Regions from separate parts of the Homo sapiens genome. Here region 2 is linked to region 1. The links are chromatin contacts, found by Hi-C in ENCODE. All regions are on one chromosome and are shown on one strand. Each heading gives the region's core, a stretch centred on a gene start or an enhancer-like site at or near the end of the contact. The rest is flanking DNA. Distances are from core to core; before and after follow the strand shown. Region 1 overlaps NWD2 (NACHT and WD repeat domain containing 2). Region 2 overlaps ARAP2 (ArfGAP with RhoGAP domain, ankyrin repeat and PH domain 2).

Evidence for each region. A loop is a pair of places that touch in the nucleus more often than their neighbours do. Pooled maps may share reads with other maps.
Region 2: a loop to region 1 is called in a pooled map, with 4 times the contacts of the local background. The contact joins two enhancer-like sites. A Hi-C loop is called at or near these places in 3 of 37 single-sample maps with no recorded cell type and 7 of 50 pooled maps.

The regions. Positions count from the first base shown.
Region 1 is chr4:37,390,570-37,394,754 of GRCh38, forward strand. All of the region lies in intron 3 of NWD2 (NACHT and WD repeat domain containing 2), which reads left to right. Among named protein-coding and RNA genes, the nearest start is that of PGCKA1, 61 kb to the right of the region's middle. RefSeq lists a silencer at 2,462-2,511. Within about 2 kb of position 2,487, at least 3 of the 41 ENCODE cell types and tissues checked have a DNase peak (open chromatin) inside an H3K27ac peak, as active enhancers do.
Region 2 is chr4:36,187,944-36,192,128 of GRCh38, forward strand. The region is part of intron 7 of ARAP2 (ArfGAP with RhoGAP domain, ankyrin repeat and PH domain 2); the gene reads right to left. Among named protein-coding and RNA genes, the nearest start is that of ARAP2, 54 kb to the right of the region's middle. RefSeq lists an enhancer at 2,226-2,275. Within about 2 kb of position 2,053, at least 2 of the 41 ENCODE cell types and tissues checked have a DNase peak (open chromatin) inside an H3K27ac peak, as active enhancers do.

The DNA.
Region 1 (4,185 bases), core at 1,237-3,736:
TCTAGTGTCACCTGGGCATCATGATGTTTAAAACCTACTCAGGCGATTATCTGTGCAGCTGAGGTTGAGACTTACTGCCTTAAATCCATCAAAAATTAGAGCCAGGAAAGACCTTTGAGATGATCGACTCTCTTAGTTTTGTGCATGAGAGAACTGAGATCCAGAGAGTTTAAATGACTTGCCAAAAGTCATACTGTAATTAGCAGAGAAGCTTCATGAAGGACCTTGACAGATATTTTGGAGCCTGGAAGACGTTCGGTAAATATTTTATTTCATTTTTGGAAGACTTTTAGAAAGGGAAAGGGAGACAAAATGGAGAATATCTAATGTCTGTCTAGTCTGTTTACCAAATCAAGTTATAATTTGCTTTTATATTTCAATAAAGTTGCAGAATTTATCTGTTAAGTGTTCATTTAGAGTTCATTAAAATTAGATTCTGTGTCTCAACACAATCTACCTCACTGATTTTTTTGTTTTTCACCAACATCCAGTTTGGGTGCATTTACCACCTACATCTCAGAGTACAGTTCGATTATTTTACCTGTTTATTTTCCACTCAGAAAATGTGTTTGTGGGTTGGTGATTCCTTGTCTCTTGCTAATAACTAGGAAATCACTTGCGGCTGTTCATCAAAAACTCCACAGCTTGTAAAGGATGATGAATTAAATGACATATCATACTCAAGAACTCTATTACCTGCTGAGAAAGAAAACACATATAGATTTTTAGGATAGAAAGGACATGAACAGATCAGCCAGAATATAATCATATGTGTTACATGTAGACGTGCCTGCAGGCAGCTAGCTGGTCAGATAATGCTCATGCATGAACTGGAGGAAGGAGTGGGTGTATTTTGGTCAGCGGAAGCTTCCAAAAGATGCTTTTTGAGTGAGGAGAAAGGGAGGGATTTAGAGATAAGTAAAGGCTTGAAGGTATAAGGTTAATAATTGTCTTGTTTAAATTAGAATAAAAACCTTTTGTCATGGAAAATGAGAATCTTTGAGAAGATATGCTGGTATGTGGGGAAAGAGAGAAATATTTGGTCAAGATGTATGCATGGGTGAAATGGGTATGTGGGTTTCTCTTACTAGGAGTTTTTAGTGATACAATGTCAGAGTCCCAAAAGACCTTCCAGGTAAAGCCATCCTCATCGTCATCCAGATGAGGAAGCTGAGACATGGAGACCTCGCTGGGTGACCCCATCGGCCCCCACAAGTCCTGTGCCCTCCTGCCCCGCTGTCTTCCCCCAGCTATAAAAGGCTGTTACCAAATTTAAGAGATAATGAAGAATCACTATATTCTGCACATGTCTTCATCAGCTTAAGTATGTTCGTTTAATAAATTAAAACACGGGCTGGGCACGGTGGCTCATGCCTGTCATCCCAGCACTTTGGGAGGCGGAGGGTCGATTACTTGAGATCAGGAGTTTGAGACCAGCCTGGCCAACATGGTGAAACCCTGTCTCTACTAAAAATACAAAAAAATTAGCTGGGCGTGGTGGAGCACCTGTAATCCCAGCTACTTGGGAGGCTGAGGTGGGAGAATTGCTGGAACCTGGGAGGCAGAGGTTGCAGTAAGCCGAGATCGCACCACTGCACTCCAGCCTGGGCAACAGAATGAGACCCTATCTCAAAAAAACATAATTAATTAAAACATGAATAAAGGTAAAAGCAAACTCTTAAATCCGTACACCTGAGAGTGTAGTACAGAGGCTTGAGCCTGATACGCTCCCATCAAAACTGAAGACTAGAACGTGGATGATAAAACATGATCATTGAATAGCTTAAAGCAGACCATTTAGATCCGGGTTTCCCAGCCTCAGCTATACTGACACCTTAGGCCAGATAATTCTCTGCGGCGGGGGCTGCTGTGCACATTGTAGGATATTTAGCAGCATCTCATGGTGTCTACCCACTAGATGCCAATACTAACCCCTCTGCCCCCACCCCAGATTGTGACAGCCCAAAATGTCTCCTGGGGAGCAAAATTCTCCTCCAACCTCTATTGAGAATCACTGGTGTAGATGATGTAAGAATGTTTTGGAGTACAGTTAGCGAAACTAGGATCAAATGAGTGCGAGTGGGCAGGGAGTCACCAGCAGTGGACCTCACTGAACTGTGTTACTCATTTTGCTAGCTTGAGCTTGGCCCTTGCTAATTGCTCCTACAGAGCTCTGCACACTGCAGGGCACTCAATAAATGCCTCTGAGTGAAGACTGACTCAGCAGTTGGCAATTTATTCACCTTAACGTTGTCTCCACCAGTCCCAGTTTTCTGACCCTTCTAGAGTCATCTTAAAACTAGAGGAGCTGATCTCTCTTTTGGAGAATTTCCAAGGACCATGGCAGTCTCTCATTCACCCTAGGATGTCTGTGAATGTTGTGGACGCTTCAGAAATTCTCTTGACCCAAATCTCGGTCTGACATAAAATCATTTCCAGCCACACTCAAGTGAACAGCGCCTGGGAGCAGGCAGTCATTTGGTTCCCTTCTCTGAATGCATTGGCTCTGATCCACGGCGCCTCAGGAAGTGAAAGGGAGCAGGCAGTGAGGCCAAGCCATGAATGTTGGGCCCTTTTCTTAGAAAACAAAGGGTTCACTTTAGGCTAGGAGGAAACATCCGGGGGTTGGGGGGAGACTCTGACCTTGATCAGAATCAAATAAAAGATGGGATTCAGAGAAAACTGTCTTTCATGCTATGAATAATCATCATTTTGTTGGGCCTTTTATATATTTTCTCTGTCAGAAATTTTACAACAGAAATGATTGACCCTTAAGTTTTTGGAAGGGGTTCTCAAGAAATTTTAGTAGTTTTAATTTTCTTAATCAAGACCTTTTGTTATTTCCTAGGCTATGTGTTGTCATGAGAAGAAATGTCAAAACATGTGATAAAGAGTGGAGAAAATCCATAATTACTCAATATAAGTACAACTGGAAAGTTTCCAAAGAAGATGGTCCAGACATACTAGGAAATGCAAAATGGATGCAACTACTACCACAGACTCCTTAACGGGCCATTGCGTCTCTTAGTAGGGACCACTATTTTAATCTTTCTTTCCAAATACATTGAAAAGCTGAATTCTCTGCAGCAGCGAGCACTCTGTTGGCTTGAATTTGGGGTTACTGGCTTCCTAACTTCCCTTCTGCTATATATATTCTTCACAGCTCCTGATGTAACACGGACTTCTGCAGATTTCCTGTTAACTTAACATCCCTCTCTCCTCTCAGAACTTTCTGCTTCTTAAGGCTCAGCTCCATTGGGCCACTTGAATTGGTCTGATTCCTTTACTCCCTAGGCTGGGAGTACAAGGCTATCTTTGGAAGGGTAATTCTTGACTTTGGCATAGAGTTGTGAAAAGAACGGTTCCCCAATGGCAAAGATGGACCTGCAAACATGAGTGTTGTTTCTTTCAGACAGCCTCTAAGAAAGATGGAAAATTAATTGGGGAAGAGAAACCTGCAGTGGGAATGTGGAAATCTTTGTGGCTCTCATCTGCCTAATATTTTCCATCCCTTAAGATAACCACACTGAGCACTTAAGTAAATGTATAATCTCACCTCATTGTTATCTATCTAGCATCTGTTTAGATAACCACACTGAGCACTTAAGTAAATGTATAATCTCACCTCATTGTTATCTGTCTAGCATCTGTTTTCATCGTAAGATTCTTCTTTGCCATATTTTCTTTATATATTCATCTTTGTTGTTTTCACGTGATTAGTCTAGAAGTCTCCATAGAGTGAGACCAAGGTTTTGCAAGGGAGATAATGAAATTAGTTCATGCCAGGATGGCTCAGAGCAGATGCTAGACATAAATAACAGTTATTGATTAATACAAACTGAAAAATCAATTATATTGCTTTGTATAGTATCTAGCACAGTAAATGACAGTGATCCCCAGAAATAGGCATTTAAGTACTTACTGATAAGACTCAAAAATCATGATAATAAAGTGAGAGGAGTAGATTGCCCACTCCAACAGTTAATTAAAAGAAGGGCTATGTATAAGCCATGGCACTAGTGTTATATGTGCTCTGCAGCATCACTAATTTATTTTTTATTTATCTTACCTGAAAGCTAGTCTAACCCTAGAGGAACAGGAAACTTACTAACTAGTGTTTGCAGTAGAGACGTATCCACGTATATAGGAAATTTGTTTCTCCCTGACTGTCTCATTTACTCAGAA
Region 2 (4,185 bases), core at 803-3,302, 1.2 Mb before region 1:
ACTGTAACTGAACCATTTTGAAACGAGTTTGTTACTTATTAGGAACCAAAATATACCTTAAACACATATCGGGTTTTCTAAATTAACCATGTTACTCAAAGCTCTGATGATGAGCATCTCAACCTCAAACTGTATCATTTTAATTTTTACTCTTCAATGAATAAAGAATAAAAAAAGACAGATTTTTCTGTTTCCAAACAGCATATAAATATTACAAATTTTGTTTAAAAAAGGTCATTCTTAAGACTTCGATAACTTTTTAATCCATCTTCATTTTCCTGGACCCTCTCAAATCATGTCATGATAACTACTGCACAATTTCAACTCTTTATGTTTTCTGGGCCCCGTGTTGGAAAGAAAATTCAGAGTGCTTATACTTTCAAGGAGCCTCAAAATGAAAACCCAGCTACTGCAATGAGAGAAGAGTTTAAAACTGGGTAAAAACTAAGGGATTTAAGAGTACAAAGACGGAAAATCTCAATTCTGCTTAAAGGCTGTGAGGTATACCTTTACAAACATGGTGGTATTTAAATCCGACTTTTAAAAAACCTTAATTTTAACCAGATAGACAAGTGCGTGGGGGGCATTCTAGTCAAAAAGACTAAATAATGGAAGTGTAAGGCAGAGAAATAAGAGGACAACAACATAGAGTCAAAAGATAGGAGGCTGATAACGCATACCAAGGACACATTATAGAAGGTCTGCAATATTAAAAGAGTTTGGATACATCCTTAAGGGATTTCTTTATCTCTTCCCTTCCACAGCGTTATCCTTGGAACCCACACTTTTGAGCAGGTCCCAGATATAACTGATTTGGAAAAAACAGCAAACCATTCCATGCAGGGAGCAAGTACTGAGTTTATATTTCTCCTAGCCATAAATTCCTGCCTTAGCAATTGGTAAGGGACAGTCATCATTAGCATCATGGCATTCTACCAGAAGGATATCCTCTTCTGCTATTTAAGGAGATACACTATATCATCATGGCATTATCTCTGAGTATTTTTTAAGTTTCTTCTCCTTCACTAGCTCTGTTCCAATCTCCCATCCCTGACTTTATTTATCCATCAAAATCCTATCCATTCTTTAATGTAATCTTAAATACCAATGCAATGAAGGCTCTCCTATGTCCTCCCATGCAGCCAAAACTGAGTATGGCAAATGAGCTGTGATTCAGGAAGATGAATGGGCAACCTTATACAGAAAAGAGAGAAGGATGTCAAGAAATAAGCACTTAGTAAACAACTTATTTCTTCTCCTTTTTACTTTATCTTCTCTCCCTATAAAAATCCTTTTCCACTATTTTTTTTTAATTTTCTAAATTAACACATAATAACTGTTCGTATTTATGGGATACATAGTGATGTCATGATACATAGTGATGTCGTGATACATATAAAGTATAATGACCAGAAGAGGTAACAAGCATGTCCATCATCTCAATTATTCATCATCTCTCTGTGTTGGAAACATTCAATATCCTCCTTCTGGCTATTTGAAACTATATTAAATTAGTGTTAACTACAGTCATCCTACAGTGCTATAGAACACTAGGACTTATTCCGCCTCTCTAGCTATAAGTTCCTGCCCTTTAACAAATCTCTCCCTATGTCCTCCTTCTCCCTACCCTTCACAGCCTCTACTATCCTCTGTACTACTTTTTACTTTGGTAAGATTCACTTTGAAAAAAGCTTCCTCATCAGTGAGAATATGGGCTGTTTAACTTTCTGTTCCTGCCGTATTTCACTTAATATAATGTCCTCCAGCTCTACCAACTTTATGCAGAGTAATCTAAAATTTCTCTCTTCCTTTCTTATCTATTCATTTCACTCAATTTCACTGCCATATTTCAAGTCATCAGTAGTCTATGTAACTGTCTTGTAAGCACCATAAACTGTAAAACTGAATTTATTTTCACCTGAAGACTTACACTCTCCTTATATCTGTCCATTAAAATATCAACTCTTCCAGTCCATCTGAAATAGAATGAAGTCATCTTTGACCTTTGCTGGTTCCTTTGCACCCACATAGCTTGCATTCTCCCCACATCTAGAATAAACTTCCTCCCCACCACTCACCAACTGTGAATTACTGTCACATTGGTTTTCTTGAGGTTTCCTGAATATATCACATTTCTACCCAAGCCAGTGCCTTTGCATACACTGTTTGCTCTGCAACGAATTGTCTTCACGCCCATCTGCACATACTTACTGCCTCCTCAACCTTCATATTTCAGCATAAATATATCCTCCTGAAGAAAGCCTTTCTGACCAGCACATTCTCTCAAACCCCTCATCCTCACAGATAACCCTAATTTAAGCTAACAGCAACCTGGATTTTTCCTTTATAACAATTATTCATTGTGATTTAAACGGTGACTTTATATTTACCTGTGTGATCATTTAATTAATATATTCTCCCCAAATAGGCTTCAGGTCATTTATCTACATTCCTCACCACCTTTCATGTAGTTAATACTATAGAAATATTTTCTGAATGAATGAATCCTATGTCTAATCAATCACAATTATAACAATCTCTGATGGCTCATTTTTAATATTTCTTGAAATTCATTTCTTATCACTTCCACTGAGGCTCCACTGAGCCTATACATTAGTCTACATGATAATAACGCCTGGCTTAGTGTAACAGTCTCCTGGTTTGCCTCCCTACTTTCAGTTTGTTTTTCTTCTGAATTTTCCTGCATATTATTTTTCAAATGTCACACAGTTGGAGAAAATCAAGAAAAGGCTCATGGAGGTGAATAACAAGATGGGTCTGATGTTTGCACAGAATGTTGATGGATGGCAATGGCTAGGGAGGCTCAGATGGAAGAACAAAAACACAAGGGGAACATGTAGGAAAAGACATGCTCCAGTTTCCCATAGTGTATACTCAGTCACTGTTTAAAAAGATCATTAGGCAGAGACACATGACATGATTGGCTTAACAAAGGAAACCCTATAAATCCAAGTAGGTTAAAATGGCAATACAAGGCCAAAACTAGACCAATAAGTGCTCTAGAAATTCAGAAGAGGAAGATAAACTCTTTCCATTGTCAGGCAACCTAAGGATGTGGGAAAGGGCACAGCATCTTTGGGGACAGTGTAAGAGCCCCTCTGCTCTAAGTCTGTAGAGACTGAGACCAGACAGCAGGAATTAGAATGCCTAAAAACATTTACAGTTTATCCCCTACGTGATCTGTTTCCAAATTTTAGCTTGCATAAGAATTAGAGGAACTTATAACAACATCCCTCTAGTGAGATAATTAACTATTTGTTGAGGAAAATGTTACCATTAACCCATTTTGTCACTAGAAATAAGTCAAGTAGCACTGTACTGAAAGAAACAGGGACTAAAAAAAGATTATCTTTCTAATAGATCCTGTTAAAGAGAAAACAATTCCTTAAAAAATAACCTACACACCTATAACAAGGATATAGTTAACAAGTAAATATTTCTGGTAGAATAATAGAAAAAAATAATTCCCCAGAGGTGATCAAAATATACTTAACAAGCAAAATACTATGTCACTAAAACCTCAGAATGTTGTAGTTTATCTAATGGCTGATTTATAATCTAGTATGAGATCCCAAGAAAAATCTTGTAATTTTTAACACTGTAGAGCTGATTTTTATATTTGTCTTGCAACAGTACAAGATAAAGACAATAAAGAAAAAAATACTCAAATGACAACAATGCTCAAAATGCCTGTGTTTTTCAGAGTATAAAATTTTCCTTAAGGAAAGAAATTTTAAAGCATCCCTTGAGCCTGTAACACACAGGTATCTAGGGCAAGCCTGTCATTTATCTACCAATTTGAGACAATGAAACGATCACAGGGCAATTCTGCCCACAGCTGGGTGAAAATGGGGGTGAGTTAGATTTCTTTGCAGGGGATAAAATATCAAGGCTGTTTGGATCATGCCATTTTCTGTGATATAATGAAGGAGTCCTTACAGAGACATGATTGGCGGCCTCAAAGAAAGTGGAAGAAACCTAGGGAATGTGTAACTGTGCACGCTACCTCCCAAAGGCCCAACCACATGCTCCTCAAGTGCACATTTAAACATTAAAAGACCCAACTGTTCAGTTCTCATAGCTGTTAACACCGGGTCACCCAGCCAAAATAGTGGCTATGGCCACACCTATGCATCCCTTTTGCTAGAAGAGTCACAACAGAAA